Linked DNA regions of Homo sapiens: all the other regions are linked to region 4. The links are chromatin contacts, found by Hi-C or POLR2A ChIA-PET in ENCODE. All regions are on one chromosome and are shown on one strand. The core of a region is the stretch at or near the end of the contact, and the rest is flanking DNA. Distances in the headings are between cores, read along the strand shown.

The links. A loop is a pair of places that touch in the nucleus more often than their neighbours do. ChIA-PET counts read pairs that join two places held with the same protein, here RNA polymerase II (POLR2A). Pooled maps may share reads with other maps.
Region 1: a loop to region 4 is called in a pooled map, with 21 times the contacts of the local background. The contact joins the promoter of CUL2 here to the promoter of ZNF33B in region 4. A Hi-C loop is called at or near these places in 6 of 50 pooled maps.
Region 2: a map of naive thymus-derived CD4-positive, alpha-beta T cell shows a loop between it and region 4 (6-fold over the local background). The contact joins the enhancer-like site here to the promoter of ZNF33B in region 4. A Hi-C loop is called at or near these places in 1 of 168 maps with a recorded cell type or tissue (naive thymus-derived CD4-positive, alpha-beta T cell) and 6 of 50 pooled maps. POLR2A ChIA-PET finds 5 or more read pairs at or near these places in 1 of 52 experiments (H1).
Region 3: a loop to region 4 is called in a map of naive thymus-derived CD4-positive, alpha-beta T cell, with 8 times the contacts of the local background. The contact joins the promoter of CREM here to the promoter of ZNF33B in region 4. A Hi-C loop is called at or near these places in 1 of 168 maps with a recorded cell type or tissue (naive thymus-derived CD4-positive, alpha-beta T cell) and 7 of 50 pooled maps. POLR2A ChIA-PET finds 5 or more read pairs at or near these places in 1 of 52 experiments (naive thymus-derived CD8-positive, alpha-beta T cell).

What each region holds. Positions count from the first base shown.
Region 1 is chr10:35,088,826-35,094,839 of GRCh38, reverse strand. CUL2 (cullin 2) reads left to right here and starts at 4,499. Exons shown (of 21, transcript NM_003591.4): 1 at 4,499-4,661. RefSeq lists an enhancer at 4,079-4,218 and silencers at 4,137-4,325, 4,379-4,578, 4,599-4,728.
Region 2 is chr10:35,188,162-35,194,513 of GRCh38, reverse strand. It overlaps CREM (cAMP responsive element modulator), which reads right to left. Exons shown (of 8, transcript NM_183011.2): 6 at 6,126-6,314. Among named protein-coding and RNA genes, the nearest start is that of LINC02634, 53 kb to the left of the region's middle. Within about 2 kb of position 2,818, at least 11 of the 41 ENCODE cell types and tissues checked have a DNase peak (open chromatin) inside an H3K27ac peak, as active enhancers do.
Region 3 is chr10:35,125,051-35,130,697 of GRCh38, reverse strand. CREM (cAMP responsive element modulator) reads right to left here and starts at 3,852. Exons shown (of 8, transcript NM_183011.2): 1 at 3,505-3,852. It also overlaps a transcript of CUL2 not described here. RefSeq lists an enhancer at 2,815-2,884 and silencers at 3,245-3,384, 3,445-3,964.
Region 4 is chr10:42,635,024-42,640,780 of GRCh38, reverse strand. It overlaps ZNF33B (zinc finger protein 33B), which reads left to right and starts at 2,211. Exons shown (of 5, transcript NM_006955.3): 1 at 2,211-2,307; 2 at 3,809-3,861. The coding sequence starts at 3,853. It overlaps LOC105378268 (a long non-coding RNA gene), which reads right to left and starts at 2,476. Exons shown (of 2, transcript XR_945898.3): 1 at 2,228-2,476. RefSeq lists a silencer at 2,292-2,461 and enhancers at 2,652-2,921, 2,581-3,449.

The sequences.
Region 1 (6,014 bases), core at 3,250-5,749, 7.5 Mb after region 4:
GAAAGAATTTTTTTTTCTGGAAAAGAAGTAATTTCACTTTGATATTAAGGGCTTGGATGCTAATAACTATTTTACGAATATTATTTCCCTACTGTAGAGTTTGGGTAAACTGTCAAGAGGTGGGGGCAATCTCTGGAATTTAGAAATAAAGGGGGCTGTTATAGTGATTCATGGTTGGCACCCTTCACGCTCGATCACATTTCCAACCAGAGTTAAGAGGAACATGATGAGAGTGAAGGAATTTCATGAGTTAGAGCAGTGGTTCTCAAACTTTTCAGTTTCTTTACACGCTTAAAAATTACTCTAGCTGGGTGCAGTGGCTCCCGCCTGTAATCCCAGCACTTTGGGAGGCCCAGGCGGGCAAATCACCTGAGGTCAGGAGTTCAAGACCAGCCTGACCAACATGGTGAAACCCCATCTCTACTAAAAATACAAAATTAGCTGGGCGTGGTGGCACGTGCTTGTAATCTCAGCTACTCGGGAGGCTGAGGCAGGAGAATAGCTTGAACCTGGGAGGCGGAGGTTGCAGTGAGCCAAGATCGCACCATTGCACTCCAGCCTGGGCAACAAGAGCGAAACTCCATCTCAAAAAAAAAAAAAATTATCGAGGACTTAGAAGAGCTTATGTTCATGTGGGTTATATCTATTGTATTATGCCATTCTTGTATTGTTATAATGAAATACCTGAGACTGTGTAATTGATGAAATAAAGAGGTTTAATTGGCTCATGGTTCTGCAGGCTGTACAAGAAGCACGATCCTGGCATCTGCTCAGTGTCTAGGGAGGCCTCAGGAAACTATCTATCTATAAATAGTTATTGTATTAGAAATTTAAAGGATAAAAATTTTTAAATTACTGATTAATTTTAAAAATAATAAACCAAACACATTTAACATAAATTGCATGCTTTTATGAAAAATAACCATATTTTCCAAAATAAAAAAAATTTGATCAGAGGAAAAGGATTGCTTTTGTATTTTTGCAACTCTCTAAATATTTGATTTAATAGAAGATAGCTAGGTTCTCTATGGTTGAAATATATGAAGAAACTCAGGCCTTTGAAAGAAAATTAAATAGTCTTTTTGGATAATTATGGATATTCTTCTTTGATACTATAGTGAAATTCAACAAGTGGTAATTTCTTCTTCTTTTCTTTTCTTTTTTTTTTTTTTTTTTTTTTGAGAGAAGGTCTGCCTTTATTGCCCAGGCTGGGTGCAGTATGGCGTGATCTTGGCTCACTGCAACATCTGCCTCCCAGGTTCAAGTGATTCTCCCACCTCAGCCTCCCAAGAAGCTGTGACTACCAGCACACACCACCATGCCTGGCTAAATTTTGTATTTTTTGTAGAGATGGGGTTTTGCTATATTGTCCAGGCTGATCTCAAATTCCTACACTCAAGAGATCTGCCCACCTCAGCCTCCCAAAGTGCTGGGAGGCATGAGCCACCAAGTCTGTCAATTGTTCTTTCAAGTAAAAATGGCCTTCCATTGTAATGGCCAGATGGGTTCTTCTTGGCTACTGCACAGACAAAATTCACCGAGACCAAGGTATTGCAGTAGAGAAAGTGTTTAATTGACCCAAGGCCAGTCACATAGGAGAACTGGAGTTATCACTCAAATCAGTCTCCCCCTGGGTTGGAGGTTGGGGTTTTTATGGACAATTTGGTGAGCAGGGGACTAGAGAATGGGTTCTGCTGATGGGTTGGGGATGGAATCATAGGGGTGTGGAAAACAGTCCTTGAGTGCTGAGCCTGCCTCTGGGTGGGGCCATAGGACCAGTTCTGAGTCATGAGTCACGAGTCCAGGTGGGGTCAGTCTGAAAAATATCTCAAAAAGCAATCTAAAGTTGTACAATACTGATGTTATTTATAGGAGCAACTGGGGAAGTCACAAATCTTGTGACCTCTGGCCACATGACCCCTGAGCAGTAAGGGAGTATATTAATAGAAATATGCCTACACTTTAGCAAAGTTCACACCCCTCCCATAATCCTATTCTTGCTGCTTTTCATTAGTCTTCCAAAGGTGGTTTTTCATCCCTAAGCAAGAGCAGGGGTAGTTTTAGGGAGGAACTTAGCTTTCAAGTTAAACCATAAACTAACTTCCTCCCCAAATTAAGTTGGCCTATGCCCAGGAATGACCAGGAACACCTTGGAGGTCAGAAGCAAGATTAAATCAATGAGGTCAGATTCCTCTTACTATCATGTTTTGCAAAGGCAGTTTCACCATGAAAAATGCAGGTAGTTCAGCCTGTAAGTCAACCACACAAGTGCTTTTCTTCAAGACAGCCATCCCACTTTGGCATGCAGAAGTGCATGTGTACTTCCCATTTCTTCACACAGAGTATTAGAAAGACTTGTATTCAAGGGCCAAAATTTAATAAAATTAATGCTTCCGCTTCATCCAGGATATTCCTAAATCAATAGCCTTAAAAACTGGGAATGTATGGCAGTGAAGAATACAGCGATCCAATGACCACCCGGACAGGTTGGTGGCACTGTCTTGATCCCTGCTAAGGCATCAATAGTGTCCGTATTCCTTTGCACCATCAGTACAAAAACAAACTCAGTCAAAAAGACAGAGGAGGCCAGGCATGGTGGCTCACTCCTGTAATCCCAGAACTTTTGGGAGGCTGAGGTGGGCAGATCGCTTGAGCTCAGGAGTTCCAGAGGAGCCTGGGCAACATAGTGAGACCCCATGTCTACCAAAAATACAAAAATTAGCTGGGTGTGGTGGCGCACGCGCCTGTAGTCACAGCTGCTTCGGAAACTGAGATGGTACACTCGCTTGAGCCCAGGAGTTTGAGGCCGCAGTGAGCTATGATCAGGCCACTGCACTCCTGCACTCCAGCCTCAGCGACAGAGGGAGACCCTGTGTCAAAAACAAAAACAAAACAAAACAAAAAGCAGGGGGGGCCTGACACGGTGGCTCAGGCCTGTAATCCTAGCACTTTGGGAGGCTGAGGTGGGTGGATTGCCTGAGCTCAGGAGTTCAAGACCAGCCTGGGCAATGTGGTGACATGGTGAAACCCTGTCTCTACAAAATACAAAAAATTAGCCGGGTGTGGTGGCGGGCTTCTGTAATACCAGCTACTCGGGAAGCTGAGACAGGAGAATCACTTGAACCCGGGAGGTGCAGGTTGCAGTGAGCTGAGATTGTGCCGCCACTGCATTCCAGCCTGGGTGACAGAGCAAGACTCTGTATCCAAAAAAAAAAAGGACCAGACATATTGCATTGTTAACAAACTAGTTGTTAACCTTATGACCTCTGTAAAGGTCTCAGGGATTTCCAGAGGTCTGGGGACCACACTTTGAGAATCACTAGATTAAAAGGGGGAAAACATGGGAGGAAAAAAAGGTCACATAATGGAAACATACTGTTGGATTGAATTTCGTATATAAAAACCCTTTACTGAAATAAAGAGTAGAGACTTCAAGTACCAAGAGAAGCAGATTAGAAGAGGAGGAAGGCTCTAGGGACTGATCAGGTCTGGAGGCAGGGTTTTAAATGGGCCTTGAAGGGTTCGTGCAGTTTGGAAGGAAGGGATGGGAGGGAAAAGCTTGCTGAATCGTATAAATGAACAAGACCCTGATGGTGAGCTCTTGAGGATATGAAAGGCAAAAAGCACTAAGGCCGGGCTTTTGTTCCTCTGTGGCCCTGCATATATGAGGAGGTGATGAGTAATTCTATATTTTTATCAGCTTTACCGTTTAAAACTCCAAGGGAGGAAAACCCTTCAAACTGATAGGCTTGGGGCTTGGTGAAGGTGGGGTATTAGTGAAAAAGATGTGAAGTTTCTTTATCGAAAATACATGTATGTCCAAGAAATTCTCTGTAGATAAAAACTAACAAGAAAAAGAGTTTGTCAGAGAGGAAAAGTAGTTTTGCTAATTTATTTTTGATCATTTGCAAAGCCCATGGAAGTGTGTGGCAAGAGGATTGTGGTGTCTTAGGATATTCACATAGGTCTGAAACAAGGAAAACATACTTCTGTTGAAAGCACCATTCCAACATATTGTTATTAGCAGTCCCTGAACTAACGGGTAGTGGGTGGGTACTGTGTCCATCAGCTCAGCGAACCGCAATTGCCTCATTGACAGCAAGCCCAGCAAGGAATCACTTGGAATATTAATTTCCGTGGCCTTTCGCAATCACACGAAGCTTGGCTCCCTGCGCTTGCCGTAACGCGGCCTGTACCATTGCTTTCCGGGTGGCGGGGGGGATTTGGCAGCAGCGGAAGAAGGAGACCGGAGGGTGTGTGTTGGGCAAAGCCGGAGGCAGAGGAGGACGATTGTTTTACGGATCCCGTGATCGGCCCGTCCTTCTCCCCTTTCCCCCCCTCCCTACCGCCCCTGTCCCGCCGGGGAGCGGCGGCGGCCTTGGACTTTGCTGTCTTTCCTCGCGGAGACAGGTGAGTGTCGGCGCGCGGGCTCCCCGGGCTTCGCTCCCCACCCCCCGCGTCTCCGGGGCCGGTGGCGGCGGCCGGCCGGGGAGGCGGCCTCGGCGCACAGTAATGGCAGCGCTGTGAGCAGGGGAACGCGAGCTGACAGCCGCCGCCGCCGCCGCCTCCGCCCACCTTCCTCGCCGGGGCTTCGTCTTTCACTCCTTCGGGCTGCCTCCCCCTCCCCTTGTCCCCTGCCCCTTGCCCTGCTTCTGCAGAAGGTAACCCCGCTGAGGGTCGGGGAGCCGGGCTGCAGGCGCCGGGAAACTTCCCTTCCCGGTTAATGGGTGGCGGGGCTGGGGCGGAGGAGAGGAGTTGGGGGCGACGAGGTGTGGGGAGAGGGATGAAAGGGGGAGGCCCGGGAAGATGGTATCCTGTAAGTGACCTCGGCTCCCCAGAGCGCTGACCCGTAAGCCCTGCCACCCCCTGGACTGGATCCCGGGCCTCCCCAACCCGATCTTGGCCGCCTCTCCCGCGGCCCCATTTTCCTTCGAAGGAGGGAAGGTGAGAGTGCGTGTATTCTTCTACATATTTACGTGCTCACACGAATACACAACTCTGTGTGTTTGTGTGTGTGTGTGGGGGGGGGCATCTCATGCATCCTTACCCCGAGTGTTTTCACTTTTGTTTCCGCAGACTGCAAAGATTGATAGCTTTGGGGAGGAGTATCCTACGTGCATGCTAGACTTCTTGTCTCAACCCTTAGGGTCTGGTGAAATAAGATCCTCACACGCTTTCTAGCACTTGCTTACCCTCTAGAGAGTCTGGACCATTCCCTACCATTACGTGCATGCAAATAAAACATCTGTGAATTGCAGACTGTTATTAATGTTAAGTCCACATCTTTGCCCCATGGATTAATATTAACAGTTGAAGGCCAGTACCCTGGGCGTTTAAATTTTGAAGATAAGATGCAAAATATTAACGTTCGCTATAGATTGTGACTGTTCAACATAAACGTCTTTGAACTAGACCTGGCCAAGCCTACCTTCGTAGTAAAGTATCGGAAATAATCACTTTGATCTGATTGACAACTGACTACATAATAATCGCTTAAAAACATTCAAAACACTGTTGCCTACCCTTTAGAATCTTACATTCCTTTTCAAGACAGACACATGAACAAATGAGCTATACTTTGCTTCTTTTGCCCTTATACAGTATCTGGAAGATCCTTCCAAAAGAGTCGCGTGAGATAAGAGAAGTACACAGTTTTTTTGTTTTGAGATGGAGTTTTGCTCTTGTCACCCAGGCTGGAGTGCAGTGGTGCGATCTCGGCTCACTGCAACCTCCGCCTCCCGGGTTCAAGCAATTCTTCTGCCTTAGCCTTCCATGTAGCTGGGATTACTGGCATGCGCCACCATGCCCGGCTAATTTTGTATTTTTAGTGGAGATGGGGTTTCACCATGTTGGCCAGGCTGGTCTTGAACTCCTGACCTCAGGTGATTCGCCTGCTTAGGCCTCCCAAAGTGCTGGGATTACAGGCCTGAGCTACTGCGCCCAGCCCACAGTGTTTTGAATTACTTGTTTTTTTCAATTGCTGTTTATGAGTTGGGGGAACATTTCTACAATGT
Region 2 (6,352 bases), core at 1,569-4,068, 7.4 Mb after region 4:
AGTATTCTCCCATAACTACTAGATTGAATCACATGAACTTGCTGATATTTGAACTTTCTGGCCTACAAAAATAGCAGTTTCATGTGATTCAATCTAATACCTTATTTTCCCAGATTAAAACCCCCTGAAAAGACATTTGGGATTTTTAAAATTCATAAATAAATCAAAATTACTATTTGTACATTTTTTTTAAATGTCAAATTTTATTTGGATCACTTAATGAAGGCTTGGCACATAGAGAGCTGGATCATTATAGGAAATTCAGTGATTATAAGGTTAGACACAAAAATGGGCGAATGTTCAACCATAGAACAGACCATAGCCTGGAAAAAAATTATTGGCATTTCCACTGCAAAAAAATAAGTGACATGCCACTGAGACCTTTTGTCTTTTTTTTTTTTTTTTTTTTTTTTTTTGAGATGAAGTCTCGCTATTCTCCCCCAGGCTGGAGTACAAAGGTGCAATCTTGGCTCACTGCAACCTCCGCCTCCTGGGTTCAAATGATTCTCCTGCCTCAGCTTCCCAAGTAGCTGGGATTACAGGTGCCCACCATGCCTGGCTAATTTTTGTATTTTTAGTAGAGACGGGGTTTCACCATGTTGGCCAGGCTGGTCTCGAACTCCTGATCTCAGGTGATCCACCCACCTCAGCCTCCCAAAGTGCTGGGATTACAGGTGTGAGCCACCGCACCCAAAGCCCTTTCCCTTGTATGATTAGAATTCAACCCAACCTTATGTCAATGAAAGGACATCCCACCACATTTTAGCTGTATTTAATTTAATCATCTTCCAGTAAAGGTAAGGACTTTACACCTCAGATGCTCAGGAGGTAAAGTTTCAGGGAGTGTCCATGTTTCTAGTAATTCTCCAGGATACCTGACAATGGGGTTAGGGTTTCAATTCAGCTGAAGATATCTTGGCTGAGTAAGGAACCCTGGATGGTCACCTAGACATCAACCTCAATCTGGGGCTCCAGCAGGGACTCTTTGCTGTCCCAGTCACACCTGAGGGTTTGGGTCCAAGAATGCTATTAGTAAATTTTATTTCAAATTTCAGAAAATCAATAAGAAATTGATTTTTATGTCAGCATTTCTTTAAATTGGCACATAGATGCTCAATAAATATTGGTGTGAAAAAAAAGGCAAGGAAGGAAAGAAAGAAGGGAAATGGGTTGCTTAGTTGATTACTGCTCTTAGTAGTTTTAATGTATTCCCTGGACCAGTTAATCTCAAGTCAATCAGCACACAGAACAAATCACATTTTCAGAGGAAGAACAGTTCACTTTCATTTGGTAAATGCTTACTGAACATTTATCACATGCCAGGGTCTGTGCTAGGTATTTGTCCAAATAGAACTTACCATCTAGCAAGACAGAGAGCCACAACACAACATGATATGTGCCTAAGGAAGTACAGTAGGAACTCACAGAAGGTTGCCTAAGCCAGATGTGGAGGATGGGCAAGGCTTCCTCGGGGAACGTATTCTTATCAGGCAATCGGTATGTGTGAAGAAGGCCCTGGAGGGAGAGAGGGCATGGCCTATCCCAGGAAATGAAAGAAAGAGCTGTATTACAAAAGAGGGAGAAGTGGAGAGGTAGGCAGCTATTAAAGAATGCAAGGCTTGGATCAAGCAAAGATTTGGGCCACATGAAAGATTTGGAGCTTTGTCTAACAGGTCACAGACATTGATGGATGCTTTTGAGTGGATGCTATAGACTGAATGTTTGTATCCCCACCCAATTTCCTCTGTTGAAATCCTCACCTCCAATGCAATAGTATTTGGAGGTGGAACCTCTGAGAGGTGATGAGGTCATGAGGGTGACACCCTTGTGAACAGGATTAGTGCCCTTATTAAAAAGACCCCAGACACCAGGTGTGGTGGCTCATGCCTATAATCGTAGCACTTTAGGATGCCGAGATGGACGGATTACCTAAACTCAGGAGTTCAAGACCAGCCTGGCCAACATGGTGTAACCCCGTCTCTACTAAAAATACAAAAATTAGCTGGGCATGGTGGTACATGCCTGTAATCCCAGCTACTCGGGAAGCTGAGGCAGGAGAAATGCTTGAGCCCAGGAGACAGAGGTTGCAGTGAGCTAAGATCACATCACTGTGTTCCAGCCTGGCCAAGAGAGTGAGACTCTGTCTCAAAACAAAACAAAACGAAACAAAACAAAACAAGTGCAATGCAGTAATGGAGATGTTGGGGGCAAGAAACTGCTGTTTTTAAGAACTATCAGTGGCTCCCAGAATCACTGTGAGGAATGAAGAGTTTAGCTGAACTTTCAGGAACAATTCCCAAAAAACTGAGCCAAGAAGGGAGCTGCTGCCTCTGGCATGATTAGGAGGATCAGAAAGCTGTTCCACAATAGCCAGCTTCCGGTGGCTGCCGGAGACTGTAGCCCACAGGGGTAGCCTGGGTCAGAGGGATAGCACCCAGGCCAGGGCCAGGGCCAGGACAGAGGGCTGTGGAGTGGCAGAAGCATTCATGGCTCAGCCAGGCAGAAGAATCTACACAGTGACTTTGAATGGAGACTGGGAAGAATACTGGACAACACCTAGGTTTCTGGCATCAAGGATAGTAGTGGTCAATCACTGAAGATAGGAAGAGTGGATTTTAGGAGTCAGAGGTATGTGTGGCCATCTAAGGAACCAGCTGGAGTCAGGACATAGTCACAGTGAACTGAAGCCAGCGTGGGAGGGAGTCCTTCAGGGAGGGAGCTCAGCAGGAAGAGGGTGGGGGAGTGAGCCTGAGGATCACTGAAACACTCAGGACAGGGGCAGGGGAAGCTTAGCCCAGCAACAGGACTGACAGAGAAGCAGCAGAGAGAGAAGAGCAAGGAGGACACAGTCTCAGGAAGTGGAGGAAGCAGAAGTCGACAGTGTTAAATACTGCTGAGGCATCAGCCAAGACAGGCACTGAGAATCCACAAAGAAGCTGACAGGGCCCTTCAGTGAGATGAAGGGAGAAGGAGGGCAGGGAACACTGCCACTAAGTTCAGGAAGACAAGAATGCCCACTGGCCTTGCTGTGTTTAAACTGGAGCTCCTGGCCATGATTATTTAAGGAAAAGAAAAAAAGAGAAAAAGAAAACAGGAATAAAGATTGGAAGGGAGGAAACAAAACATCACTATTTGTATAAACATTCACATAGGATCACAGACCGAATCACAAAGAATCAGTAAATTATTAGAAGTAATTAGAGTTCAGCAAAGTTAATAGATAAAAGATCGACTTAAAATAATCCGTATTTCTCTACACCAGCAACAATTAGAAAATACAATACAAAATAAGGTACCATTGTAATGGCAACAAAACCCATAAAGTACTTAGGAACCAACTAAAGAAAGAATATGCAAGATCTCCGTGAAGAAAAATGTTCAACTGTTCCCTAAAACTTAAAGTATAATAAATAAATAAATAAATAAAAAGAAAAATGTTCAACTGTTAAAAGAAGTAAAATGAGATCTGAATAAACAAGACTTTCTATGGTTTGGGATAGGTCAACTTAACATTATGAAGACTTCAGCTCTCCCTAAATTAAATGCAGTCTTGGCTGGGCATGGTGGCTCATGCCTGTAATCCCAGCACTTCGGGAGGCTGAGGTGGGCGGATCATGAGGTCAGGAGATCGAGACCATCCTGGCGAACATGGTGAAACCCTGTATCTACTAAAAATACAAAAAAATTAGTCGGACATGGTGGCAGGCGCCTGTAGTCCCAGCTACTTGGGAGGCTGAGGCAGAAGAATGGCGTGAACCCGGGAGGTGGAGCTTGCAGTGAGCCATCGTGCCACTGCACTCCAGGCAGGGCAACAGAGCGAGACTCCATCTCAAGAAAAAAAAAATTAATGCAGTCTCATCATTGGTTTTATTATTATTATTATTACTACTACTATTTAGAAACTCAAACTTATTCCAAATGCATATGAAAGAATAATCGTGCACAAAAAACTAACTCTGTATCAAACTGAGAAAAAAGACAAGGGGAACTTGTTTTATGAGATAACAAACATGTATGGCGCTGGGATTCAGAAAAAGATGAATCAGACAGAAGACTGGCCAGATCCAGGTGCAAAAGCAAACCCACTGTCTAATTAAGGCTGCCCCATACACCAGTGAGGAAACAACAAACCCTTGGGAGTGGCTCCATATACGGAGAAAAAAGTTAAAAATGAATTCCCACCAAATACTATATACAGAAGTGAAGCCCAGATACATTAAAGACATAAATGTGAAAGGTAAAACCATAAAGCAAATAGAAGAAAATGTGGAAAAAAATCTTTGTGACTTGTGGAAGAAAATTCTTAAAAACCCCAAGGCACAAACTTACGTGCATATTGTGTAAAACATTAAAAATTCTCAAAACTCTGTTGTTTGCAGTAGATTCTTCCATGTAACAAAGATAAAATGAGAAGAAATAATTATTCTTTAAGATTATTCACCTAGACATAAATATGGTCCATGAGTATGGGGGGAATAGAACAGGTGGCTTTCATTTTACATTTCAAGAAAACATTAAAGTACTGGGTTTGTACTATGCATTTTTTACTCCATAAATGCCACCACCTCAGTTCTTCACACACTTTTACCATAGTCCACATTAACCCCCAAAATACCTGAGTATAATTATCAAGAGACTCATCAATTATAATATGCTTATCATACCTGCAAGACATTCGAACTAAAATAACTGATTTTACTTTCCTTAACGTTAGTGCTGCCTGTAATCCCAGCACTTTGGGAGGCCAAGGTGGGTGGACTGCCTGAGCTCAGGAGTTCACGACCAGCCTGGGCAATACGGTGAAACCCCGTCTCTACTAAAATACAATAAATTAGCCGGGCATGGCGTTATGCACCTGTAGTCCCAGCTACTCGGGAGGCTGAGGCAGAAGAATTGCTTGAACCTGGGAGGCGGAGGTCGCAGTGAGCCGAGATCGCGCCACTGCACTCCAGCCTGGGCAACAGAGCGAGACTCTGTCTCAAAAATAAATAAATAAATAAATAAATAAACAAACAAACAAACAAGCAAGCAAATTTTTAAAAAATAGTGCTATATCCTAAATCCTAAGCGAATGGACCAAGAGGAATAGAATTCAATTAAAACACAGGAGTTTTGAAAGCTGTATTAAATACATCTATTACAGTTATCATAGGCACAACTGAATTAAAATAATGTATAACGCAAATCCAGTTGAAATCTCAGGTAACCCTAAAAGCTTAGGGCTACATCTCAACTTTTATTTCATTACTGACAGCTTCCATAAGAGCTAGAATGGATACTTCAGAATTCAAACAACTAAGAACAGTCAGTCAAAAAAACAAACAAACAAAAAAAAACAAAAAACCCAAAGTCAGCATTTGTTTTGAAATGAGTTGCCTAGAAATTAGACTTGAAAGTAACAGCTAGGGAAAAAAACAAATTTGGGGCATCATAGCCTGAATACTTAAATTGTCATAGATTAGGTAATAGAAATCTATTAGGTACAACATTTGCAACCCCCAAATGAAGGATATCTAATTAATTTAAAAATTCATTCATGTGGCCGGGTGCGGTGGCTCACGTCTGTAATCCCAGCACTTTAGGAGGCTGAGGCCTCCACCTGAGGTCAGGACGACTCCATCTGAGGTCAGGAGTTTGAGACCAGCCTGCCCAACATGGTGAAACCCCGTCTCTACTAAAAATACAAAAATTAGCCAGGCGTGGTGGCTCATGCCTGTAATCCCAGCTCCCCGGGAAGCTGAGGCAGAAGAATCACTTGAACCCAGGAGACAGGTTGCAGTGAGCCGAGATCACGCCATTGTACTCCAGCCTGGGCGCCAGAGCGAGACTCCATCTCAAAAAAAAAAAAAAAAAATTCATTCATGTTTCTATCTCTCTTTTTCTATCATGCTACTCTGAATTTGGCCTTTCTCCAGAGCCAGTAAAACCTGCTAAAAGGCGAAAAATGATAAAACTTAATTTGCTGTTTAATGTATTAAAATATTTCTTCTGTAAGCCTTTTTAAGTGCCTCCCAACCCCCCACCATCTACCTTCGATCTATTTCAAAAAACTATAAAATCACCACTCAATGGTGTGATATAGTAATCCATAGGTATTCTAAATGTATTAGATTAATAAAATATACCTTGAACAACAACCTGGCTGCCTGGGACAAAGAACTGCTGTGTGCCATCAGCTGATTGTGCTGCGTACTGTACAATTGTAGCACCTGGTGGAGGAGCTCCTGAATTTGTCATTGTTAATGCCTGCAGTCCCTGAACACCATCAGATCCTGGGTTAGAAATCTGGATTGTTCCACCTTGGGCTATAGCAACTTAACAGAAAAAGAAAAGAAATATTAGAGAATTTCAA
Region 3 (5,647 bases), core at 2,603-5,102, 7.5 Mb after region 4:
ACTGCAGACGATTAGAACACAGTGGAATGTATTTGTGTGTCTAAACATACCTAAACATAGAAAAGGTAATACTCTGCCCTCTGACATTAGGACAGCTAGGACATAACTAGGTAACAGGAATTCTTCAGCTCCATTATAATCTTATGGGATATATGTGGTCCATCATTGAACAAAACATCATTATTCAGTGCAGTAAGACTTAAGGCATTTCCATAAGTAGTATCAAGAAAAATTTCCACTAATGATATCCTTAGGTTTTCTTCTTTGTTCTTGCTTATTCTCTACTGGATATACAGTATCAGAAAATGAAAACCTATGAGTAAAAGCATTTATTCTTAAGAACAGCACAGTCTTTATTGTGGAGTTCCCATTGCAAAAGACATTTAAAATGTATTGTCTAAAAGGAGATTATTAACATAATTATTTAAAATGTTCATTTCTACCTATTGTGTAATGAGATACATTTTTCCAAAAAAAATTTTTTTTTTTTTTTTTTTTTTTGAGACTGAGTTTGGCTCTTGTTGCCCAGGCTGGAATGCAATGGCTTGATCTTGGCTCACTGCACCCTCCGCCTCCGGGGTTCAAGCAATTCTCCAGTCTCAGCCTCCCAAGTAGCCACAATTACAGGCATGGGCCACCATGCCCGGCTAATTTTGTATTTTTAGTAGAGACGGGGTTTCTTCATGTTGGTTAGGCTGGTCTTGAACTCCTGACCTCAGGCGATCCGCCTGCCTCAGCCTCCCAAAATGCTGGGATTACAGGCGTGAGCCACCATGCCCGGCCTAAACTGGATTTTTAAGTTCCTGTGTTGATAATATCAAAACTGTATTCAATGTACAATAATAACTATTTTCAAAGCTGACTTTTACATATGGAATCCATCCATTTACTTAAGTAGAAACAATAAAATTCGGTATTTCAGGCTTATTTCCTTATCAATCAATGTTGGTAAGGAAATATAAAAATATCAATGGTTGTAAAACTGCTCTAAAAAATAACGTCTCTCAATCGTTCAGCTATTAAGTGTTTGCACTGTTCAGTTTTATTTTAAGAAGTCTATCTAAAAGGAACAGGACATTTGAGAGCTTTTCAGTAAGAACATCCACTTAAACAATAAACCTAGCTCAATCTTCTGGCCCAATACTTAATTTGCAGGGAATACAACTTGGGAGAAAAAGGATCAGAAATATATGTCTATGTTGGTAAAGATTCAGTCAGGATTCCTTATATATGTTAATAATTCAAAACTCTTCCCTACTTTTCATGAAATGGTCATAACCCTAAGCAAGATTTTGTATTTTGATTAGGCAGTGACTCACCTGAGTAGGAAACTGGAATACAGCCTATTAACTATGGATTCCAGAGTTTAAAATTCAGGAAGAAGAAGTAAATTTCATTAACTTTCAGGGACAATGCAAAAACAAAAAGACTAAAAATAAAAATGTCCTATGTTTACGCATTCAATAAAAATTTATTCATATACTGTCACCAAAATATGTACACAAAACATCACCGTAATTACAACTTCGCAATCACCAAAATGATTCCATATCCATCACCAATTCACTGGGAAAGTAAGTGTTATATTCATCTATTTACAGATTCGCCAAAGTTGTGTGAATACTGACAATGCTTTAAGTGTTTACTCATTCAGGATCAAAACCATTTTAATATATTTGTTAAAGCTGTGTTGGGATCAATACATAGTTCTTTAAACATCAGTTTTAATACTTAGCATTTATTGGCCAAAACATATTGTGTGCAATTTGCCTTCCTTTGGGAAAAAAATTACTTTAGATTGAAAGACTTTAAGACTACTATGACTTAGGAAGGGAAAGTTTATCCAAAAAAAGAATCAAGACTAGGAAAAAAAGGCCGGGAGCGGTGGCTCATGCCTGTAATCCCAGCACTTTGGGAGGCCGACGCGGGCGGATCACGAGGTCAGGAGATCGAGACCATCCTGGCTAACACTGTGAAACCCCGTTTCTACTAAAAATACAAAAAATTAGCCAGGCGTGGTGGCGGGCGCCTGTAGTCCCAGCTACTCAGGAGGCTGAGGCAGGAGAATGGCGTGAACCCAGGAGGCGGAGCTTGCAGTGAGCTGAGAGCGGACCACTGCACTCCAGCCTGGGCGACAGAGCGAGACCCCGTCTCAAAAAAAAAAAAAAAAAGACTAGGAAAAAAACGTGGCGCTCAAAGCAAAAAACAAAAAAACAACAAATAAAAAACAGCGTGGTTTATTCATGTAATCTGATGCAATGTTCACAGCGGACCTCTCACTGTTCAATCTAGATCTTTGTTTCAAGGGAAAGGTACACCCTCATCTGCCCGGCAAATTAAGTAGAAAGGAAACTGAGTCACGTACGTAAGCCACAGTGTTAAAGGAGCTCTTTCAATTTCAGTGACACTTTGAGACTGGCCCTGTAAGTCCCAATTTCTTAAAATGTGATTACAAACTCACCGCTGCTTCACTGAGCAGCATGCAGGAAACCCCTAAGTGATTTCAAACTCAGGTATCTGATATACAAATAAAACGCAACAGGATCAAGAAACATGCTGAGGCCAGGCGCGGCGGCTCACGCCTGTAATCCCAGCACTTTGGGAGGCCGAGGTGGGTGGAAGGTCAGGAGTTCGAGACCAGCCTGACCAACATGGTAAAACCCCATCTCTACTAAAAATACAAAAATTAGCAGGCGTGGTGGCGCATGCCTGTAATCCCAGCTACTCGGGAGGCTGAGGCAAGAGAATCGCTTGAACCCAGGAGGCAGAGGCTGCAGTGAGCCGAGATCATGCCCCTGCATTCCAGCCTGGGTAACAGCAAGACTCCGTCTCAAAAAAAAAAAGTATGTTTAATAATGTGTTTATTCCCCAGATTCAACAGGCTCTGGAAACCTTACCAGATGGCCCTAAAAAGGCAAGACTCAGGCAGAAGGGAAAATGCGCCTTCCGAGAGCGGTCGCGGCTCTGCCCTTCCCACTCCGGAGACTGCCCGCGCCCGGGACCGAATGACTCAGCTGCGAGGCCCTCCGGCCCAGGTTTTGGGGGAAAACGGGCTGCGTCCGCTTTCGTCTAAACTGCGCTCGTAAAGTGGGGCAGAGGCGCTGGGGGCACTCAAATCCGAGGTCCTTACTTCTGGATTCCTTTTCCTTTTCCGAGTTAAACCGCTCCCCTGAGCCGCACGGCTCTCTCAGGGAGGATTTTCCAACTCGTCCCAAGTTCGCGAGGAGGCAGGCGGGTCCCGGGGCAGCTGAGCGCACGAAGCGGGCGTGGGGCGGCGAGCCGGCGGCCTCGGGGGCGCCGAGCGAGGGGCCGCGTCAGGTGAACTCGCGGCTGCCCCGCCAGTCCTTGGCCCGGCCCCGGGGTCCCGGCCCGCCGCCCACGGCTCCGCTCGGCCTCTGCTGCTCCACCGCACCCGGCTCCGCTCCGCCTCCTGCCTCCACCTCCACCTCCTGCGCCGCGTCGCCCGCTGCTGGGTCTCGGGGCCGGAGCCGACGCACCACTTACCCGCCGCAAAGGGATTTACGTAGCGGACCTCGTCACTGATTACGGACGCGAGGAGGTGGAGACGGCGAGCCCGACCGCCGCTCAGCAGCGGCGCCGCCGCCCAGCAACCCGGAGCCGGCAGCGGCCCCACGTAGTCCTCACGTCAGCTGTGATGCGGTAGCCGCGGCCTCCCTGCCGACCCCGGACCAAAAGTAGCGCTGCAGCCGACCGAACCGCGTCCTCCCGCCCCGTCCTCCCCTCCCCCACGCCGGGACGGCCTCCCGGGGGAGGCCCCGAGGAAAAAAATCCAGGCTCGAACTCCGCCCCCTGCCGGCCGCCAGCAGGAGTGAAGCGCCACAATCCAACAATGAAATGGAACCGGGGAGGGGCGGCGGGAAGGTGCGGGTCAGGGGGCGGGGCCTAGGGATAGGGAGAAGGAAGGTCAGGGGGCGGGGCCAAGAGGAGGAACTAGCCTGGAGGTGGGGCGGAAGGTAGGGGCGGGGGCAAGGCTGGAAACCGGAAGCTGCCCGTGCCGCGCCGCGCGTGCGCCAGAAATCCAATGACTTGTCAGCCAGAGTAACGGCTGTTGTCAGGTCTTCAGGGTCTCGAGGTCGGTTTCTTCCTAACGCCGCCAACCCCAAGCTAAGGTCCGCGAGCGTCTCACCTCTGTCCAGGCTGGGCTGCAGTGGCGTGGTCTCGGCTCTCTGCAACCTCTATCTCCCCAGGCTCAAGCGATCCTCCGGCCTCAGCCTCCTGAGTAGCTGGGACTGCAGGCGTGCTTCTTCTGACTTCTAAAAGCTATCTACATACCTTGACTAGTGGCCCTTTTCCTCCATATTCACAGCCAGTCACAGCTGGTTGAGTCCTTCTCCAAAAGAAGCTTGAGCTCCTGAGACAATTCACCTGCTTCTTAGGGTCATTTATTGCAGTTTATCCCAGTATTTGACTGGAAATGGTCCGCATGCTGGGCCCGCTGGCTCGGGCCTGTAATCCCAACACTTCGGGAGGCCAAGGTGGGAGGATCGCTTGAGCCCAGGAGACCAGCCTAGGGAACACAGTGAGACTTCATCTCTTTTTTTTTTTTTAGATTAGAAAGGTCGGCCGGGGGCTCACGCCTGTAATCCCAGCATTTTGGGAGGCAGACATGGGCAGATCACCTGAGGTCAGGAGCAGCCTGGCCAACATGGTGAAACCCCATCTCTACTAAAAATACAAAAATTAGCTAGGAGTGGTGGCAGACGCCTGTAGTCCCAGCTAGTTGGGAGGCTGAGGCAGGAGAATCGCTTGAACCTGGGAGGTCAAGGCTGCAGTGAGCTGAGATCGTTCCACTGCACTCCAGTCTGGGTGACAGAGCGAGGCTCCATCTCAAAAATAAAAAAAGTAATGGGATATCAGGAATAAAGAATAGCAGCATGGTTATAGAGTACAGTAGGTCCTCACTTAACGATAGGTTCTTAGAAATCATGGCTTTAAGCCAAACAACTTACAGCAGGTCCACAAAAAAATTTTCATTCAGTGTTGTTTTCATTTCGTTATAATATTGATGATAACAAAAATCGGTTTCATTGTACGTTGTTTCACTGAAAACCAGTTTCTAAGAAGCTATTGACAATGTTAAGTGAGGATTTATTATTTCATATCAGTTACTGTAGTGTCAGAGTGTTTTCATAATTTTCACTGAGCAGGACTTAATCTAAATCCAATCTGAACCTTTGTTCAAATCTAATTTTCGTAGGTCAAAGGGAATGTATCCACAACAATTGTCTCTGTAACAGGAGTTCATATGAATCAAAAAGAATCAAAGGAATGGCAATTTCTTATTTGCAAAGTATTTGCTCTACGGTTTCCTTTCTTGCCAGTATTTTACTCCCATATGTATGTAGTCTTAATTATAAAGTTCAGAAAGCACAAACCATATTTTTTTGTTCATCTGTTTTTTTACAAAGATCAATACTGGAGGTGAGATACACATACTTACAAGCCCATCAGTTCATGGCCTCTGCTATACCCTTGCTGTAAGATGTAATAGACTTAAAAACCATGCAGTTGGATCTGGGTTTAAATGTATGCTTGTTAGCTGTGGGCAAGTGTCATATCCTCTTAGGGGAAGCATAAGGTTTTTAAATGGGAAGAAAAATAGTACCTACCTGTTAGGATTATTGTA
Region 4 (5,757 bases), core at 962-3,461:
TTTTCTGCCTTTGTGCTGGTTTTCTCTGCGGCACCAGGCACTTGTTTCTAACAGCAAGAAAAACAGAAGTATTGGTACACAAAACAACACGGAAGGATCTCAATTGCATTGTGTTAAGTAAAAGATACCAGATTCAAAGACTGCATATTGTATGATTCCATTTATATAATATTCTAAAAAAGGCAAACATACAGGCCCAAAGACTAGATAGTGGCTGCAAGAGGCTAAGAGTGGTTAGAGAATCTGACTTTCAAAAGGTAGCATGGAGGAATTTTATTGACAGGTGAAATAATTTTGTATCTTGCTTGTGGTGGTGGTTACACAAATCTGTGCGTTTGTCAAAACTCATAAAATTATGCAACAAATAAAGTGAACTTTTCAGTATATAAAGCATAAATTTAAAAATGTAAATTTCAATATGTTTCACATATTTTTACTCAAATATTTGCATTTCCTTTTTTCTTTTTTTCTTTTTTGAGATGCAGTCTCACTCTGTCACCAGGCTGGAGTGTAGTAGTGCGATCTTGGCTCACTGCAACCTCCACCTCCCGGGTTCAAGCGATTCTCCTGCCTCAGCCTCCTGACTAGCTGGGACTACAGGTGCGCACCACCACGTCCAGCTAATTTTTGTATTTTTAGTACAGAAGGGGTTTCACCATTTTGGGCAGGATGTTCTCAATGTCTTGACCTCATGATCTGCCCGCCTCAGCCTCCCAAAATGCTGGGACTACAGGCGTGAGCTGCCATGCCCGGCCATATTTGCATTTCTTTCAATTCTCATAATGGACTTAAAAAGTTTTGCTGGAATGGAGCTGCTTATTTTTCTCTATTATAAAATGTAACTGATATTAAATTTATAGTTTCTGTCTTTGGTATCACATCCCTTTTTGGTTTTTTTTGAGACAAAGTCTCACTTTGTCACCCAGGCTGGAGTGCAGTGGTGCCATGATGGCTTACTGCAACCTGGGGCTCAAGTGATCGTCCAACCTCAGCCTCCTGAGTAGCTGGGATCACAGGCGCCTGCCTACATGCCCAGCTAATTGTTATTTTTAATTTTTTGTAGAGACAGGGGTCCCACTATAACGCCCAGGCTGGTCTTGGACTCTAAGGATCAAGTGGTCCTCCTGCCTCCACCTCCCAAACTGCTGGGATTACAGGTGTGGGCCACTGTGCCTGGCCCACATGTCAATTTTCAAAAATTTATACTCGTTTAAATGTTTCAATACTGTATACATGTGAATTTTATCACGTGTGATCTATATATATCTCTATATTCCAAATTGTTAGGAATGACATGCTCTTTGGAATACTCCATTCTTTCCCTCACTGTTTTGAAATGCTGTATTTACTACACATTAAAGAATACTCTCAATCATGGTGTCTTATTTCCATGGAGCAGGTGCCAAACTACTTTGAATAGAGCAATATTATATATATAGATAGATATAGATATTTCTCAGGCATTTTTTCAAGCTTTTTAAAACGTATAATGGCTGTTCATTTAGTTTTTTACTTACTCTGGATAAAGTTGACAATGCTTTTGTAAAGTACACAATACACTAAAGATCAAAGAGAAAAAATACATAAAAAAATTTGTTGATATTCTTTTAGGAATTTTGTCTTCCTAAGAAAGGTACAGATAGACTAAATGTATTTCCATTTAGTCAAGCAATTTTAATGTCACAGGGGAAATCATGTGACATTTATTTTCTTCTTTCGGATTATGTCTATTTTCTGACTTTTCAATTTCCGTTTATTGCGTTAACGATTTTGATGAAGTAGCTTTCCTGTGGCACCTCCCCCATCCCCCCCATCCCTGCTCTCAAAGAATCGCTGATAGTGTCAAAGTCTTTTAAACTGTATCAATAAGATCTACTTCCTAACATTTAAAGTGAAACTGACACACAGCTGTCCTTTCCTTGAGGCGTCTGTGTCTAACCTGCACACTTGCTGCACACAGACCTCCCCTGCAGTGCATCCCTTTGGGTCGCCCCGGGAGAGCCAGGGCTGCGGGCAGTTCCCACACCAACTCAGACCGCATCTGTCCACTGCCTAGCGGGGCACCTCTCTGCCAATCCCGAAGGGCTGCTCTCGCGTCCTCACGGGAAAGGTAGTTTCCAGGTTGGGCGCCAACAGCGCCAGGCTTTGAGCGTGGGCTCTGCGCATGCCTCATCCACTGGCTACCTCTGCGTTTCTGCGTTTCCGCCTTTCCTTTTGTTTGTCTCACGTTTTGCGTGGGAGGCGGTCCCGGGATTTCAGGGGTCTACCGGCTCTCTTATGGCGAATGCAACCCGAAGAGAGAGTGAGGTAAGCCTCCGCGGGTTGGGCAGGGACGGAGAGGGGGCCCCGCGCGACTCCAGGAGCAGGCAGCCGGGGGCCAGTGCCAGGTGGTGGCGAGGAGTCCCGGGGACCTCACGGAGAAGCCGGGGACGGCGGGGCTGCAGCATGTCTACCAGGACGCTACGCCAGTTCCTCTAAGGCGCAGCCTCTGTAGGGAGCGGGCTACGCCCTGTGCGTTGCCCTGTTTGTAGGGGCCGCGGAGGAGGGCATGTGCGCTTGCGCGGTCCGAGCGCTGAGCCTTGCGGGAGGGGCAGTTCTCTGGTTGAGCGTGTTTACGCCCATGTGCTAGGGCGCGGCCCTACCTGGGTAGGAAAGGGCGGGTGCAGTCGCCCGCCCGACATACGGACTCTGTTGCCCGTTCTGCGTTCATCCTCTTTAGGTTTCGAACTGCCCTCCAGTCATGTCCATCACCCCATCTTGTTATTTGCTGTTCCTCTGTCCTAACTTGATCTTGCACTCAGGAAGGATCTTCAAGAATTACATAATTTTGGCCTAGCGCGGTGGCTCTCTCCTGTAATCCTGCACTTTGGGAGGCCGAGGAGGGTGGATCACCTGAGGTCAGGAATTCGAGACCAGCCTGACCAACATGGCAAATCCCCGTCTCTACTAAAAATACTAAAAGTAGCCATGCGTGGTGGCCTATGACTGTAATCCCAGCTACTGAGGCAGAGAAATGCTTGAACCCGGGAGGCGGAGGTTGCAGGTAGCTGAGATTGCACCATTGCACTCCAGACTGGGCAACAAGAACGAAACTCCGTCTCAAAAACAAACAAACAAACAAAAAACCAGAATTACCTAATTTTGCCTCATTTGTTAGAAGAAAAAATAATTTTTTTGTTTTTTGTTTGTCAAGGTTACTGACTTGTTCAGGATCAAAGTTTGTTAGTAGGGAGAACTAAAAGTCACTTCTCCTGACCCCTAAGCCAGTACTACTTTTCTACACACATCAAAGCAAGTTTAAAACATCCTTTTGAGAAATAGCAACAAAGTTAGATGAAGAAATTAAAACGGATTTTTTCTTTGAAGCACTGACGCTTATGGTTTTCTGTGGACTAACTCATCAGAGGTTAAGTAACATTACTGGGAAAATCGATAGCCTAGTCCTATTCTTTACAATGGTTTTAGTGTTAATGTTTTTTCATTAAATGTATTGTTAACTTGTTTGGCCAATATTGTCATTATACATTTTTTGTGAAGACTGAGGGAGATTGAAATCCTTAGGAAGCAAATATTTACTTTCACCTGATGAAAAATCTTGTGCCCAAGAGCTACATGGTTATGTTGGAGTTGTATTAGGGTGTTCTTTCACCATTTCTACCCCCTATTCCGAAGTGTCAGAGGACATTGATATTCTCCCAGACGGAGCATTTTACCTAGTGGGTGTGTATGGCTTCTTAGGGCAGAAGAATCCGGGAGTTGCCAGGCAGGCCAAATCTTTCATGACCCCATTCCTCTTTTTCCAACTCAGCTGTATCTTCAGAGTTGTCTCCGTCTTTCCAAGAACAGAACAAAATGAACAAGGTAAGTTGTTTATTAATTCCCTACTTTATTTTGCGGTGGACTTTGTGAGATTTGTAAGAGTCAGTATGGTTTTTTTGTTTTGTTTTGTTTGTGACATGGAGTCTCGCTCTGTCGCCCAGGCTGGAGCGCAGTGTCTCCATCTCTGTTCACTGCAACCTTGCAACCTCTGCCTCCTGGGTTCAAGCAATTCACCTGCCTCAGCCTCCCGATTGGCTGGGACTACAGGCGCAGGCCGCCACGCCTGGCTAATTTTTTGCATTTTAATAGAGATGTGTTCACCGTGTTGCCCTGGCTGGTCGCAAACTCCTGAGCTCAGGCAATCCGCCCGCCTCGGCCTCCCAAAGTGTTGGGATTACAAGTGTGAGCCACCGTGCCTGGCCAAGAGTCAATATGTTAAGATGAGAAATTAGTAATAGATAAAAATTGAACTTCCCAGAAAATATAAAGTAACAGATCAATAGCAGGGCCAAGTTAGAGTCAATAAGTTGAGCTTCATGTGTTTCTTATGTTTCCAACAACCATGGCAGAAAGGAAGACACTGGATATGGATACAGACAAACTGACTCCTCTGAAGACACAAAGACTTCCTGGCAGATACCTTTTTTGGTTATAACATAGGGACCCATAGTGAATAACCTTCCAGTGTTAGCCCTGAAATGAGTGCAGCCTATTGAGTCAAACTGCTTTTTTAATTTTTATTTTATACAGGTTCCAATTTTCTTTTGGATGTACTGTTTGATCAGTAAGTTAAAATGTATTTTAATTTTAAATTTTTTATTTTTTTATTTTTTTGAGACAGAGTCTCGCTCTGTTGCCTGGCTGGAGTACAGTGGCACGATCTTGGCTCACTGAAACTTCTGCCTCCTGGGTTCAAGCAATTCTCTTGCCTCAGCCTCCCGAGTAGCTGGGACTACAGGCGTGCACCACCATACCTGGCTAATTTTTGTAGATTTAGTAGAGACGGGGTTTCACCATGTTGGCCAGGATGATCTCGATATCTTGACGTCGTGATCTGCCCTCCTCGGCCTCCCAAAGTGCTGGGATTACAGGCGTGAGCCACTGTGCCCGGCCAATAAATTAAAGTGTATTTTAATTTTTTTTTTTTTTTTTGGATACAGAGTCTTGCTCTGTCGCCAGGCTGTAGCACAGTGATGCAATCTCGGCTCACTGCAACCTCCGATTCCCTGGTTCAAGTGATTCTCCTGCCTCAGCCTCCCAAGTAGCTGGAATTATAGGCATGCGCCACCATGCCCAGCTAATTTTTGTATTTTTAGTAGAGACAGGGTTTCACCATGTTGGCCAGGCTGGTCTCAGTCTCCTGACTTCATGATCTGCCTGCCTCGGCCTCCCAAAGTGCTGGGATTACATATTTTAATTTTTAATGAATCTTATTTCTACATGTGTAGCAGATAGATGGAAAAACCCCTACATTTTAAATATAGAACTTAATGAATTATTACAAATCCATGGCGCAAATAATGAATACATACGTCAAAAAAAACATTGCCAGCCCTCCTGCAGCTGCCGTCTTGTCCCCCTCACAATCCTGACACCTCCCTGCTCATTCACTCATTTACATTTAATCTGTGGCTTCAGTGGCAGAGTTGACTAATTGTGACAGGAACCTTTTGGCCTGCAAAGCCCCAAATATAATGATGTCTGATTTTTTTTTTTTTTTTTGGAGAATGTCTCACTCTGTCACTCAGGCTAGAGTGCAGTGGTGCGATCTTGGCTCACTGCAGCCTCTGCCTTCAGGGCTCCAGGGATTCTCCTGGCTAAGCCTCCCCAGTAGCTGAAATTACAGGCACATGCCATCACACCTGGCTAATTTTGTATTTTAATAGAGATGGGGTTTCACTTGGCCAGGCTGGTCTCAAACTCCTGGCCTCAAGTGAT